Regions from separate parts of the Homo sapiens genome. Here region 2 is linked to region 1. A link is a loop called in an ENCODE intact Hi-C map of the cell type or tissue named here. Cell type or tissue: endothelial cell of umbilical vein. All regions are shown on one strand. Links, peaks and the distances in the headings refer to the core of each region. The heading gives the core; the rest is flanking DNA.

Evidence for each region. Hi-C counts contacts between places; a loop is a spot of excess contacts. Peaks named below come from ENCODE experiments on the same cell type or tissue, not always from the same donor. Only the 100,000 strongest peaks of a DNase experiment are listed, where the experiment ranks them.
Region 2: it touches region 1 in a loop (2.4-fold over the local background); 1 of 110 quality-filtered maps calls a loop at or near these places.

What each region holds. Positions count from the first base shown.
Region 1 is chr13:91,900,265-91,908,610 of GRCh38, forward strand. It overlaps GPC5 (glypican 5), which reads left to right. Exons shown (of 8, transcript NM_004466.6): 6 at 7,673-7,793. Among named protein-coding and RNA genes, the nearest start is that of GPC5-AS2, 450 kb to the right of the region's middle. In endothelial cell of umbilical vein, for the core only: no CTCF peak of the experiment used is centred there; a DNase peak (open chromatin) is centred at 4,517; H3K27ac peaks cover 978 bases.
Region 2 is chr13:91,814,496-91,822,841 of GRCh38, forward strand. The region is part of intron 5 of GPC5 (glypican 5); the gene reads left to right. Among named protein-coding and RNA genes, the nearest start is that of GPC5, 420 kb to the left of the region's middle. In endothelial cell of umbilical vein, for the core only: a CTCF peak has its summit at 2,883; no DNase peak of the experiment used is centred there.

The DNA.
Region 1 (8,346 bases), core at 2,955-5,454:
CTTAAAATAGCATTTAATTTATTAGTACTCAGATAACAGTTTTCCCCTAAATAGCATATTTACTTTCATATGTTGGTATCAAACAGTGAAGTGAGACAGCAAATCAGTACAAAGTGGTGATTATCTATCATCATAAATCCATGAAGGATAGCCTTGATCTTACTGAGAGGAGTTTAATTTTAAAATGCATTCCTGGAAAAGGCAAGTTAGTATAACATTTCAAACTCGTATAGCATTATTGGTAATTGATTATAGTTATAATTGATCATTTCATATTTGGACAGTCACTTTGAATCAAATTAGGATAATTATAAATTAAAGATTTATTATCATTTGCTTTGAATTTTTGATTAAAAAATTTAAAACCATAAAAACAGAGCTTTGACTATAAAAAACGTATTTATCCTTTCTTGGTAAGATTGGGGAGGGGTTTAAGAAAAGGCTAAGCAATGTTCTATTTTTTTACGTAGGCAAAAGTTCATTTGTGCTACTTTTTAATTAGGTAGGTAATTTTTTTTGAAATGACAGCTTCCAAAACACTACTGATTTTACGTGTGCAGTCATTAGTTTTTCATGTGAAAATATTATCTTTCAAATTCACACAGATGCTTATTTTATGAAATGCAATGGGACTACTTACCTGCCACCTGACTAAACTGGCATGCGTAGATTCACGCCTTGCCAAATCAGGAGTTAGGGTGAACAGTGATTAATATCCATTCTTTAATGAGTTTCTAAGTCTTTCTGAACATGTTTTTATTATATTTGTTGCAGTGGGATGGTAAAATTTTCAGGTTGGTTGCTGTACAAAGCATGATAATATCTTTATTAATGTTAATGACATCCATATCATAAAATATTATATTCTTAATAGGAAATTTGTTATATATAAATAACAATAAAGATCATAATAAGCTCTCCTTAATTCCATTTATTTTGACTTCATTATTAAGTTTAAAAACATAGGTGTCAAATTTAGACATTATTTATATGTAATTATAAAGCCAAATTAATGTTAGAGATTAACTTAAAAGTAGTTTTGTGGCTCAACAATTGAAGTGAGATAGTGGGATCACAAAAGGCTTAATCATTTTGAATTGATTCCACAGATGTCTCCTTTCTCTAAATCCCCTGTAAGCCTCCTATCTTCCATGAAAGGTAGTCCCATAAACCTGGCACATAAAATCAATCATATAACTCTTTTCCATTCTGAGATTTCAAAGATTAGGACTTTCAACATAGAGAAAAAGTGCTGTGTACAAGTTGAGTGTACAAAAGTCAACACTTGGCAATGGAATCCAGTATTTCCCAAGTATTTGAGGAAACTTACAAAAACCAAATCTCTAGTCCTTGCTTTCACATTTGCTGTCAGAACCAGGAAGGGAGGCCTAGAAATGGTTTGTATGGAAAATTTGTTCTTGTAGAAGCAGTTCACCTTCACTGATGAATAGATACAACATATTTCCCAGACCTCCTTTTAAGCCAAGATAGCAACATTTTTACCAGAGCCAAAGATAAAACCAGTGTTTAATCTCCTAGAAATTAGGAGATTTATGACTCTGGAAATGGAAAGAATTTTAATATCCAGCCACATAACCAGGTCATACAAGAACATAATAAACAAACCAATCAAACAACAACAAGAATAACAACCACAACATGGCCCCCATTCTCTTTTTAACCCCCGATAGAAATAGCAATAAAGGTAAAACAAGAAAGCTCTCATCAAGTGTTTTCCTCATCTACTATTAATGATTTATTCTTACATTCTGTCCCAGTCCAGTTATCAAAAAATTCCAAGACAGACCCCTGTAACTGATTTGTAATGAATTCCAGGGTCAGATTCCAGATATTGTTTCCCCTGAAACTGTGTAAGTGCACATCAGAATACTATACTTTTGGTGTGAATCTGAGCCAAATTCTATTGTATTCTAAATAAAGTGAAATTACTATCAGCCAATAGGGCATGGTATCAGTTTCAAATAGGACAAGCTGGTAAAGTCAGGAGAAATGACTTCCTCCTGAAGTGCTGTATATAAATTTATTACAATGCCTTTTAAAATTTTATATGTTCAACAGAGAGGGAACTAAGATCTTGTTATCATCATTTAAAAACAATTTTGTAGAATGTAAATATATCAGGGCTTGCCTTTTTTCCTTGTTAATGAAAAACAAGTAGTGCTTGGGGAGCAAGTATTCCTGTTCAACTGCTGTCACTCATTCCCAGCTCTGCTTAGAAGAAAGAAGCACAGATGGTGGGTCTATTACTTCCCCAACAAAAAATCTGCCTGTCTATATTTTTTGGTTTTATTCCATCCTTTTCATTGTAATGTGAACAATATTTCAAGTCAAGAGACTTCTGTAGGGATCTTTGAAATGTTTTATCCATTACTTGTACCTTAAAAAGAAAAAGAAGGAATTAATGATTTATTAAAATGTCACGAGGGGAACTCAAATAAAAATTATTGGTTACAAAAAAATTTAATCTAGAAACCATGTTTTTTTGCATGCAAATTAAAGCCTTCAGGGAAGTGAGGTTTTATATCAGACTTAGATCCTAAAGTACTCACTTAATGACGACAGACCACTTAGTCTATGTTAAACATACCTGTGTGGGTCTTTTTTATTTATACTGTGGCTCAATGAAAATTTGTCTATTGTAAACATATTAAGAAAAAGAGCATAGAGGCTTTTTAACATAATTTTATAAGGCTGAAAATACATACAAACAGTAAAACACCCAAATCTTAACTGTACAGCTCAGTACTTTTTTTTTTTTAACAAACTTAGCACTTCTGTGTATCCAATACTAAAATCAGGAAACTTGATATTATTTCTTCTAGACACTATCTCATAGGGTAGCTCTTGTGGTGATTTGGAACATAACTGATTCGTTTTAAAATTTTTAGTAAATTAGATCATAGAATATGTTCTGTATCTTGCTTCTTTCATTCAATATTTAGTTTATAAGATTTGTCAATCTTTTTGCATATAGTTGTAATTCATTAGTTCTCATTGCTATATACTATATCATTATACAAATATAATAAATGTCCAGTTTGTGGTTATTTTGAAAGGTGCTTCTCTGAGCATTCATGTATCTGTCTTTTGGTAAATATTGTTGGGTATATGCCCAAGGTCATAGAATATGGTTAGATTTAGCATACGTGGGAAATGGTGGTTTCCGTCAGTTTACATTTCCATCCACAGTGGGAGAGAGTTCCAGTTGCTCCACATCTTTGCCAACACTTGGTATCATTTCTCTTTTTTATTTGAACTGTTCTGATGTGTATGTATCACTATTTCAATTGTGGTTATTTTGAACATTACAAAACTGGAAGAGAATAACTGATTTTATTAAATCACATTTCATTTGAAGTAATGTGTGTCTACTTTGCAGTATTTTTCCTTATTTATATGACTCATAAGAAGAGTGACTCTGAAATATTCAATAATATAACAGCTTGGAATGAGATTTTTATCAGCTATAATTATAATACATTTTATCTAAATATTATTTTACTGTATTAGTAGCTGTGATAATTAAGAACAAAACCAAAAGGTAAGCAGGTAAGCAATTCCTTAGATTAACATGAAACAACATTCCTGCCTTTTTAAAGAAACTTTTCTGGCCTGTAAGTAAATGATGTAAATCAATTAATAGCTTAATTAAAATTAAGAAAAGAGTCTCAGTTTTCATTGCCTATATTATGTCTGTATTTTCTGGAGAAACAGAAACACTGTACGGCAAACCTACAGTCTGCTAGTTTCTTCTCACCCTGCCAACAACAGTTATATTACTGTTTAGCTGGTTACATGCAACCATTTGTTGAGGAGGATTGTTTTGTTTTGCTTAGTTTTACTTTCTTTTCTTTCTTTTTTTTTTTTTTTTTTTTTAAGGCAGGTCTTGCTCTGTTGCCCAGGCTTGAGGTCTGTGAGTTTTATACTCATGGTCACATGGTCAGTGTGGTGTGATCACAGCTCACTGCAGCATTAATCTCCTGGGCTCCCATGATCCCCCTGCCTCTGTTTCCTGAGTAGCTGGGACTAAAGGCTCATGCCATCACACCTGGCTTGTTGAGGAGGATTTTGAAGAAAATCACACATGCCTTCTTAATTAGAAACAATGAAACCTTAGAAAATGTAATTAGAGAAAAAAATAACATTTTGCACCAAGCTAATTATATCTTTACCTTTTCTTAGTCGGTTTCAGGATTGATACTTATTGGTGGTTGTATTTTGGAGTGTGTGTTCCTTGCAGCACACTTTATGTATATAGTGTGGCCTTATTTGAGTAACTCAAGTTACTTAACCTTTCCAGATCCCAGATTCTCCAGCTGTAGAATGGGAGTAATTATAATACAAATATTACATGGTGGGTTAGTCCAGGTCCTCCAAGAGGTAGATGTTAAAAAGGGGTTAAACACAAGAGGATTTTATTAAGGGAAATTCCTATGAGAGAAAATGGAGAGGAAGCTGAGTAAGCCTGGAAGAGCTCTCAGCTGTGAGGAAAGTCTGACCTAGAGTGAAGAAAAGAGGAAACGAAGGTTGAGTGGAAGCACTGGAGCATGAAGTACAGTCTAAGGAAGGGTAAGAAAAGTCTTCAGGGAATCCTGAGCCAAGCCTGGTCCTCAGAGAAGCCCTGTGTCTCCTAATGAGGGATCTGCATTAGCAATCTTGCTGCCCTCAGTCATTGACTGAGGGGCAAATGCAGAAACAGATTTTAGAGTGAAGCAGCAAATGGCCTTAAATCAGTCAGACTTCCCGTACTTTGAGGTCTATGAGTTTCTTATTCATGGTCACCAAAAGATGTTTATCATGAATTGACAAACTCCAGATAGAGTAAAGCAATGCCTAAATCATAATTATGCACTTATCAATTTATTTATTCATATTATTCACTATCATTACAAATATTCAACACATTAATAAAACAGCCACATGTGCAATCTACTTAGGATATTGGGAGCATAAGGAATAACACAGCAGTGCTACAGATAATTTAAGAGATGGTTACTCTCTTTCTCTCTCTATCTCTCTCTATATATTTATTTATATATATGAGTATAAAATTTTATTTTTCTAAAATAAAGAATAATTGGTTTCCTTGTACTATTTGTTATTGATGTATACTGCCAAATCCCTAATGAATACTGGAATACTTAACTCTAAACTCCCTGCATGCCTACAAAAAGAAGTGGGTCCAAGGTTATATTTTAAATCAAAAGATGTGTTAATATTATCATTTTTATCATGTCCAATGGATAGTATCATTATCAAAAAGTTTAATCACTGATTATTACTTGAAGGACCTAGTTAGGAAATGTTTGATCCACTTCTTAAAACTGGTCACTGGAAGTATATTATCTCAGGAAGAACTGGATATTTATTGAAACCCCTTTAATATAGCCATAATCTCAAACATAGAACCTTCTTTTATTTTCTTCAAAGATTTTTCAATTTCTGTAAAAATTCAGAGGGTGTTTATGGATAGTGCAATACTCTGCTCAAATATAGGGAAGGAAAGTTACATTAAAATGAGAATATTTTTGCTGAAAAGTATTATGATATTTAATGTAAGCAAACAAATTACTCAGATGATAGTATTTGTTTTCATTTTAAAATGTCTCTTTAATTTCAATAGTTTTTGGAGCACAAGTAGTTTTGGCAACATGGATGACTTGTATAGTGGTGAAGTCTGAGATTTTATTGCACGTGTCACCTGAGTAGTGTACATTGTACCAAACATGTAGTTTCTTTATCCCTCACCCCCCCTGCCAACGTCCCTGTTCTGAGTCTCCAGAGTTCATTGTATCACTCAATGGAGAGTCTTAAACATTCAGGGTAGAATCTTCGGGGTGTGACCTCCTATCCATTGCTTTCCACCATTTGTACTCTCTGCTTTGTGAATGGAGGCCCGTTCTCCCTGTCTGCTTTGTTCACATACCTTTGCCATTTTCCTTGCTGGGATGACATCCTTTGCCCTGAAGTTCTCGTTAACCATACCACAGCTGTCCTCTTCTTACCTCAATACATCAAAGGCTACTTCAAGTTACAATTTCTCCCTCAGTTTTTCCCTAGTCTAAGTCCACGTGGATTTCTCCATATCCAGAATGTCTACTACTTGTCTTATCTTTCCTCACACTTGGCATGTGCATTTCCTTCCAGCTACTTTCATAATGTTGTATTTTAACTGTTCAGTTGTGTTTATATTACACTATTCTGCCAGGCAAATAAGAGTATTTATATTGCTGAAATCTATGGTTTTTTAAAAATGTAATAAAATGTAATGAATAAACATACAAATGAATGAGTTAATTACTATATTCCTGGTTAAGTAATGAGCATTATGAGGACAAAAATTGTGTCTTACACCTTCTTATAATCCTAATCACCTAGTATAGGACTTGGAATATAGCATGCATTTAAGACATCTTTGTGACTAATGAGTTTAAATATTTTTATTAATTCTAAGTTGACATTATATGATTGTAATTTGGGGAAGGTAGTGAAATTTCAAATGGCTTTCACCACCGGTGAAATGACCCTTTTACATACGACATGATTTACCAGATCTTTGTTTAGGTGAACCTAGGTGAAAGTGGATTGTTTCCTCTACTTAGAAAATATTTTGCAGATTTTAGTTGCTTAAAAATTTGATTATTTAAATTTGTACAGTTATGGTTTATGATATTGCCTTGTACAGTTATATATTTTTTATATATTTTATATATATATATATGCCACATGTGTGATCTGCTTGGAATACTGGAAGAGTAAAGAATAACATAACAGTGCCACAGAGGATTTAAGTGATGTGCCATATATATATGTATAATTTTATTTTTCAAAAATAAAGAATATTATTACACATTAATAACATAGGTATAATTGTTTTCCTTCTACTGTTTGTTATTGATGTATACTGCCAAATCCCTAATGGATACTAGAATTCTTAACTCTAAGTCCCTCTATGCCTACAAAAAGAAATGTGTTCAAGCTTATTTTAAAAATCAAAAGATTTATTAATAAAACTATTTTTATCATGTCCAATTGATATTATCATTATTAAAAAGTTTAATCACTTATTACTTGGAGGAACTAATTAGGAAATATATATATAATATATATTAGGCTAAGATATATGTACATGTATATATATAATATATATTATATATACAAGTATATACTACTATATAATATAGATATATTAGGCTACTCTCTCTCTCTCTCTCTCTTTATATATATATATATATATATAGTATATATGTAGTAGCCTAATACTTAAAAAATAAGATAAGGACTGCATAAAATAAGCTGACTCAGACAATATGAGTGTGGACATATGTATAATTCAGCAAGACCTGGTAACAAAGTGAGATATATATTAACTCTTTGTAGCATATTGTTAAGTAGTATCAAAAAACAAGTAATTTCTGGTTGGGTCCATTGAGTGAATAACATTATTTTTAGATTGATCTAATGGCACGATAAGCATTTTAGCATTTTTCCTGGAAAAACATTACAGCTGTGCCAGTTTCTGTTCCAAGAGAAAAATACATTGGTGTATTCTCTAAAGGAGGAAATTCCGACCTCAAATATGTTCAGATAGCTGTGACAGATAATACCCTGATCAGGTACTAAGTCATATCTTTCACATTTCCCTTGCTAGTTATACTCAGCGTGTGGTTGGAAATGGAATCAAAGCCCAGTCTGGAAATCCTGAAGTCAAAGTCAAAGGAATTGATCCTGTGATAAATCAGATTATTGATAAACTGAAGCATGTTGTTCAGGTAAGTCCTGATCCTATATTTATTAGTATACTCAGTCATAAATAATAAGTGGTTACTTTCTGTTATATTTGATAAATTTGTTAATCCTGTCAGATAATCCTACCTAAAATATTGTAACACACTTTTTGTATCAGGACATTTGGAAATATTTAGTTTCATGATTTTTGGATGCAGTCAATATGCAGTGATATTTTAATACTGGACAATCTGTATCTGTGAAAAGCAAGCCTCAGCCTCAGCATTTCATAATGAGAATCTCAGGATATGCTTTGTCTTCAGTGAATAAGTTTGAACATGGGAATCACTGTGACCATTAAAGAAAACACATATAAGACCATAGAAGTTGCCAGAGTTATCTTTCAGGTAATTCTCTGAATGTTACTGTGAAGGTTTTGCAGCATTTCAATATAAGTTAGGTCATAGATGAATAATATGTATTTATAATATTTATTTCCTATAACACCTTTTATATGTTATCTTATAATCTAGCTAATGGTTGTTTATGAAATATTTCTGTTTTATCTTCAATAATGTTTTTCATCAAGTAGTGTGT
Region 2 (8,346 bases), core at 1,894-4,393, 87 kb before region 1:
AGTAGTTTTTGATCATATGTATTCTGCAACTTTATTTATTTATTTATTTATTTATTTATTTTGAGACAGAGTTTCACTCTCGTCACCCAGGCTGGAGTACAATGGCGTGATCTCAGCTCACTGCAACCTCCACCTCCTGGGTTCAAGCGATTCTTCTGTCTCAGCCTCCTGAGTAGCTGGGATTACAGGCACCCATCACCATGCCTGGCTAATTTTTATATTTTTTGTAGAGATGGGTTTTCACCATGTTGGCCAGGCTGGTCTTGAACTCCTGACTTCAGGTGATCCGCCCACCTCAGCCTCCCAAAGTACTGAGATTACAGGCATAAGCCACCGCACCTGGCCACAGCTTTATTTTTTAATTGAATGCTGTTATACATGAGAGTAGGAAACACCTATGGTTCAGTTTCTCTATGCCATTTGGAATATTTCAAGAACAGTATAGACATAACTTGCATTCCAATTGTTTAAAGAATTGTATGAGTCTGAATGTGGAAATTAACCATTTTGTTTTCAGTGCTAATTTTATGAGACCAATAAGCCTGCAATAGAATGACTAGGAAAGCTACTACCTTCATTAAGGAAAGAAGCTGGGTATGGTGGCTCACACCTGTAATCCCAGCACTTTGGGAGGACAAAGCAGGAGGATCACTTGAAGCCAGGAGTTTAAAATTAGCTTGGGCAATGCAGCAAATCCCCATCTCTACAAAAGAAAATAATAATAATAAATAAATAAATAAATTAGCCAGGCCTGGTGGTATGCACTTGTAGTCCCAGCTACTCAGGAACACTGAGCCCAGGAGGTCGAGACTACAATGAGCCATGATTGCACCACTGCACTCCAGCCTGGAAGACAAAGTAAAGTCAGAGACCACAGCCAACCAGAACATGCATTGCTCTTGGTGGATAAGTGAGGCAAAGCAATTTATACTGTTTACTCCCCTATTTTCCTTTCCTTGAATTTTTCTAATATTTGTGTTTTTATAGCATTGTATCCACACACAAAAAATGATATAGACGCTGTGATAGTCAGTGTGCTGCTCCCCAGGCACATAAATCATCTGACTCAAATAAATGAAAATCTGGACATTATGATTCCTTAGTGAGCACGATGTGAGGTATCCTCCCTCCAGCTGCTGTCAATGACACCACCAGGCTCAGCTCTGCCTCCCGCTGTGCCTCCACACCCTGCGTGAGACCCAATTTCTCACTTAAGACTAAAACAGTGCTTCTGTCTAGATCTGTGTTTTTCTACCATTTCTGTTTCGTTTCCACATACATAGAATTCATTTTTTCTTGAGTTAGACATATTTTATTTTCCTGAAAGCAAATAATAATTCAAATGAAGTGGCCTCTTTCTCCACTTTCTTCTTTGTTTACTCCTTCTTCCTTCCCTCATGCCACTCCTCCCTCCCACTTCCTCTGCTACCCCAGCACATCATGAAATACTGTACATGTTGATATATTGTATTTGATTATGTTAGGAGAGCAAAGGAGTATAACATATTGTTCCATTCCCTGGGAAGCTTACCTAGCTAAATAATATTATAAAATTTAAGTGCTGTGATCCTCAGAGAGATGAGAGGGAGAGATCAGTAAGGCCTACTTTAGCAAGGAGAGGCTTCATTTAATAAATATTTAATGATGATTTACTGTGTGTAATTTATTTGCGTGTTGACTGCCCCGCCTCCAAGCCCCTCACCCTTCTGCTACTGTAAGCTCTTCGTGTGCAAGTATTGTGTTTGTTTTGTTCAAAATTGTATACTGTCTACCTGTGATACTCAAGGTGGGCATTGGAAAGTATTGTTGAGTGAATGCTTAAAAGAATGGCAATTGGAGGATTCTCGGTTGTGCTTCTTTCTTTCAAGGAGATGGTACTTCAGCAGGGAAGCATCACATGAAGAATGTGATGGATTTGCTTTCAGGGAGGGAAAGGATGCACTCAGTTGGGGTCCCTCATTGCTGGTTCCTATTTTTATCTAGTTTAAGAAAGGACGAATTCACCCAGCATTGAAATCAAGTAGAAGGTAATTTACTACTTAGTCATTTATGTGATTTCATCCCAGCAGCCAGCTGTTTCCTGGATCATATTTTATTACAATTTTTATTTATAGTATGTCTTTGCAAGAAAAACATCCGGTGCAGCAGAGCTTAGTAGTTAGTATGTAATAATGTGTATTTGAAAGCTACATAGAAGACGCTTTTTGCAAGTTTCCCTACAACAGTGAGAGTATCAAATCCCCTTCTCCCATTTTTAAAGCTGTGAAGGATTTCCCCTGAGATTTATGGCTTTGGTACAATGGAAAGTGGATTAGACTTGAGGTTAGCAATCATGTGTCTGAATCTTCACCCTATCACTTAGCAGTGTGGACTTGGTAAATTGATTAACCTGGGTATGGCTCAGTTAAAACTTGCCTCACAAGTGAGAAGATGTGAGAGTTAAAGGGAAAAAAGATGTCAAGTGTCTGTACTAAGAACACGTATTTCTCTTTTTCCATCTCTCCAGTATAAAAAATGTTTGTTCTGGAAGTCTATTATTACAGCTTAGGAAGTAATTTAAATTATTCTTTCTGTGTTAATTCTGAATTTTAGCTTCATTTTAGGCACTTCATAGGAATGCCAGTATCACATACCTAGTCCATTTTATTTTGTGATTTCCCCCAAAACACCAAAATGCAATGCCAGCTCTTGACATATTGTTCTATCTTTCGACAGGAATTCGAATTCTTTTGGATTATAAATGCATGGATTGCCCAGAACATTTTCATGGTACATAATGGGAATGAATTATTCTTCAAACTTATTTTAGTCCAAAAAGGAACAAATGTTACAAAAGAATCAGGATAATAACTACATCTTTTGGAATCCTTCCTTATAACATTTATTTTGAATCCTTTCAGAGAAGCTCATGGAAATGCGCAGTCATGTCTGTAGATGGCATCCTTGTACCGGATGAAATAAAATGATAATTAAGTATGCGAGATCTTTCCCATAACAGTCAGCCCGTTTAGTGTAAAGTGTATACTTAAGAATCCATGATACCAGTTTTTGGAATTGGGAAATAATGCGTGGGAAGTTGATATGTATTTTTTGGGGAAAAAAAGTAGGAGACCAAATACAAACTGATGGGTTCTATAATAATTGTGTTTTCTTCTTAAAGTGTCTTAGAGGAGAAAAGTTGAAAAAGGGTCAAGATGAAAAGGCTTCACTTTTATTTTCTGGAAGCATTTAATCAAACCAATAGGACTGTGGACTGGTTAATGTCATCCCTAAGCCACCCCAAAATAAAATTCTGCAATCTCCCCATTCTTTCAACATATCTTATGTGATAAAGAACTTTTCGTACATATTTTTCATTTCTTTGTGATTAGCTTTTTCCTGGTTTATGTAAACTGTTCATGTATTTTTTCTTTCCTTTTTTTCTTAAAAACAACTATAATTGGATTTTTGTGTTTCTAATGCTGGCCAGGGTACTAATATTTTATTGTCGTATATGTTTTTGTAGTTCATGAAACAGTAAGGAAAATTTCACCTAAAAGGGTATTTTAATAGTCTGATTACTGGAATAAATTGTTGGGATAAATTGTGCACTCTTTTCCTGGAAACTGGCATCTGGGGAACAGCATTACCTACCACATATGATATATGACATGTATAAGTTGTTTATTCTAAGTTGCAGTTGGTACGAAAATATTTGAAAAGAAGCACCATATTTTTTCCTCCTAAGAACTCTAATTCCATTGTTTGTTTTTGTTTACCAGAATGTCTGGCAGCTTGTATATCACAACTGCTAGGCTATATCCACTTTCACCAAATCAGACTGGGACAAATATTTCATCAGCATTCACTGATAGCAAATAACACCCAACTTTTTATCTCATTTATTATGAACAATGATAATAATTGTTATATATAACTGACATTATTAAAAAGACCCTATATTACATAAATGTGATCATAGCTACAATTATGTAAATGTTCTAGCTCTAAGGTTATTTAAATTTAGCTTTGTGTAGAGAAATCATGTTTATTTGCACAGTTTTAGTATTCAATGGAGAAAAATATGATATAGAAAAATAATAAAATGCTGGGTCTCATTAGACTGATGGAGATAACCATGGTAAGATTGAGCATTGATTAAAAGACATTCTAGCACCAGCAAGTACTAGCAAGTTCTGTGCTAGGCCCTCCAGAAACAAAACCGGGGAAGATGTAGTCCCAGCCCTTGAGGGTCAATAACTCAGTGCAGGGGAAAGTAACATGCAAAACCGTAACAAGACAAAGCCAGCATTATAAGATATATAAATACAAGATGTTTTAGAGACAAAGAGGACACAACTAAGTTTACTTGAATGAGTTGAGTCCGTCCTCATGTGTTGGAGCTAACTCTTGAAGACAGCCACTGGACTTTTTTAATTTACATTTTTTTCAGTGGTTAAATATGACACACAGTGTAAAACATATATGTGGCATTTAATGGATGCATATAAAGTGAACATCATGTAAACAACATCAAGTTAGAAGACAGCGTAATGAAACATCCCCACCTAGAAACATGGGCGTATTGCCAGACTGCAAACTCCTGTTTGCTGTCAGATGTAAGCAATATCCTGACTTAACTGAGAATTATTTCTTTTTATTAAAAAAAATATGCGCTTTTTTTTTTTTTTTTTTTTTTTTTTGAGATGGAGTCTCACACTCTCGCCTGGGCTGGAATGCAGTGGCGTGATATCAGCTCACTGCAACCTCCACCTCCCAGGTTCAAGTGATTCTCCTGCCTCAGCCTCCTGAGTAGCTGGGATTACAGGTGCCTGCCATCACGCCCAGCTAATTTTTTGTATGTTTAGTACAGACCGGGTTTCACCATGTTGACCAGGCTGGTCTCAAACTCCTGACCTCGTGATTCGTCTGCCTCAGCCTCCCAAAGTGCTGGGATTACAGGTGTGAGCCACCACACCCGGCCATATGCTTTCTTAAATAGCAGAGTTTTGCATAGTTTTGAACAGCTATCATACTATATAGATTATTTTGTTTCTGGCATCTACTGCTCAATATTTTGTTTGTAAAATCCATCTATATTATTGCGTACAGCTGTGGTTTATTCATTTTAATTGCTGAATATTTTATGAATATAACAATTTATTGAGCTATTCTATTGCTGATGGATATTTGAGTGTTTTCACATTGGGGCTATTCAGAATAACATTACTTAGAGCTGCCTGTATATAATTGTTGCACGTGCCTATGTTTCTCTGCAATGCATACTGAGGAGAGAAATTGCTGGATTATAAGTTTTGCATGCTCTCAGATTTACTAGATAATGTCACACTGCCTTTTGATATGGTTGTATCAATTTATACTCTCATGATATGAGATGACATCTCCACATCCTCCGCAACACATAGTATTGTCAGACTGTAAATTTTTTAACAACTCAGTGAGTTTGAAGTTATATTTTTCTTAATTTGTATTTCCCTTATTTCTAATATTTACGGACTATTTGCCTTCCCTCTTTACAAAGCATTTTCTTGAATATTTTGCCCATTTTTCATTTATGTAGTCCTGTCTTTATCTTAATATTGGTAAGAATTTGTCATTGTCATTGTTGGTGGTGGTGGTGGTATTTTTGTTTTTATAGTCCCTATTTAGTTATTTTTTAAAAAAATATATTCTCTTACATTATGGTTTGCATTTGTACCATTTTCGTGGTGTCTGTGATGCACTAATTGTCAATATTTATATAATGGAATTTATTAATCATTTACTTTATTATTTGTGTTTTTTGGGAGGCTTTAAAATTTAGTCTTTACCCTAGGAAATAAAAATATGTTGTTAATAATTTTCTCATAGCCTTATAGGCATGTTTTTCAACAAAGATACCTAGAAATGAATTTTATACACAGGGCCATGCAAGTCCCATTTAGTTTATTTTCTATTTAAATTGATTTCCACTCGGCCCTCATTTTCTGCAAAGCCTCCCCCCACCACCATCCCACTACTCTGCAGTGCGAAGTATCTAATTTGTCAAGCGTCCATAAATAAATTGGTCTATCTTTGAGCGTATTATTCTGTTCCTTTTGTGTATGGGCTTGTCATTGTGCTACTACCATAGTTTGCTAATCAGTAGAAACTTATTATAAGTCTGCATGTTTAGTTGAGCTTTATTCTTCAAGAATATACTTCCAGGGCCGGGCGCGGTGGCTCACGCCTGTAATCCCAGCACTTTGGGAGGCCGAGGCGGGAGGATCACGAGGTCAGGAGATCGAGACCATCCTGGCTAACACAGTGAAATGCCATCTCTACTAAAAATACAAAAAATTAGCCGGGCGTGGTGGTGGGCGCCTGTAGTCACAGCTACTCGGGAGGCTGAGGCAGGAGAATGGCATGAACCCGGGAAGCGGAGCTTGCAGTGAGCTGAGATCGTGCCACTGCACTCCAGCCTGGGTGACAGAGCGAGACTCCGTCTCAAAAAAAAAATAAACAAATAAAATAAAAAAAAAAAAGAATGTACTTCCAGATAAATTTTTAAATTATGTTGTCAAATTATATGAAATGTGTTATGGTTTTGGGTGGGATAACATTCTATTCATATTGTAATGTTTCAACTTTTAAGCAATGAACATAGTATGCAGCTTCATTAGTTAACTGCCTTTAATGCTTCTCAATAATATTTTATATTTCTTGGAGATATCTCACACATCTATTTACAGTTATTCCCAGAATATCTAAATTGATATTCACTGTTACTATTGTAATTATTGAAACTTTGTTTTCTTGCTGTTGTTTATAAATAGGAATGCAATTTAATACATATGTCAAGTTTATATCCAGCAACCTTGTTAAACATCGTAATCTGTCCTAGACGTTTACTTTACATTCCTTGGCATATTATTGTATTGTCTAGGAAAAAGGCTCTTCCCCACTTTTTTCAATCCTTATACATTTATTTTCTTGTTCCGTTGTTTTGTTTAAAACTTCCTACAATGTTGAATAAAAGTGGAGATATTTCTTCTGATAATGATTCTAAATCAAAGTAATAATTTTAGTTATTCATCAATAAGTGTGAAGTTTTCTGTAGGTTTGATATATGTTATGTCAGATAAAGAGGGTTTCCCTCTATTTTTAGTTTGCTAAGAATTTTTTAATGAATGGATATTGAATTTTATCATATGGATTTTCTCAATCTATTGGAAGACGTAATGTGATTTCTTCTAATCTATTCATATGATTATTATATTAATGGATGCTAACTAATCATCAAAACTCCAAATCCTACTTAGACATTACATGTGATCCTTTTTATATATTGATAAAATCAATTTATTAATATTTTTATAGGATTTCTGTATCTGTAACTATGAATAGAATCTGGCTTGAGGTTTTTAAATGTGCAAAAAAATTTGAACTAAACAATCAAGGTTTAATGTGTCATACACATGCAAAATAGAACGTATTTTTAATTGTAAAATTAATTATCCTTAAAGGAAAGCCTTTATCTTATACTGCTTTTGTGCTTTTGGATTATTTGGAAAAAATTAATTCATTGTCAGAGCTCTGACTACACCGTAGAGTTCAAGTGCAACAGAATTGGTAGAACATAGAGTGGGATTTCCTAGATGTCCTTCTCAAACCACAAGTGAAGAGCAAGCATGTAGTATACAGACATCCCCAAAGTAGAAGTTATTCATGTTACAGTCAACTATAAGCCATCAATCATCAACTTGAGCTCCTTGAGAGCACTTGAGTCCCTGATTCGTTTGTCAGAAAAAGACAGACAGACAGACAATGAAACCTGGATGTTGATTAATTTCCATGGACACTCTTTGCTCTTTGGAAGAGTGGCAGGATGGACTTTCATTTGCTGCACTTTTGTCTGAAGCTATACATATAGAAAAGAGACGCAAGATCAGGATGAGATAAGAAATAACGCATTAACCTTCACACTTGAACATACTTTGTGAACATCGTCAGTAAGCAAGTTAAATAAATATTTAGAATTTCAAGATAATATTAACATTCTTTGTGAAAGCTTTTTATTTTACTAGGCAAGAGAACTTGTGCAGGGGAACTGCCCTTTATAAAAACCATCAGATCTTGTGAGACCTATTCACTATCATGAAAACAGCACAGGAAAAACTACCCCTGTGCTGTTCTCATGATAGTGCATAAGGTTCCTCCCATGACACGTGGGGATTATGGGAGCTATAATTCAAGATCAGATTTGGATCATAGGGTCAAGCCATATCACATAAGAAAAGGAAAAGTTTGCTGTTGAAGGAGGATGAATATGATAATCACAGGTACTTCAAAACTAGTATGTTCCTGCACTCTATCAATATCACATGA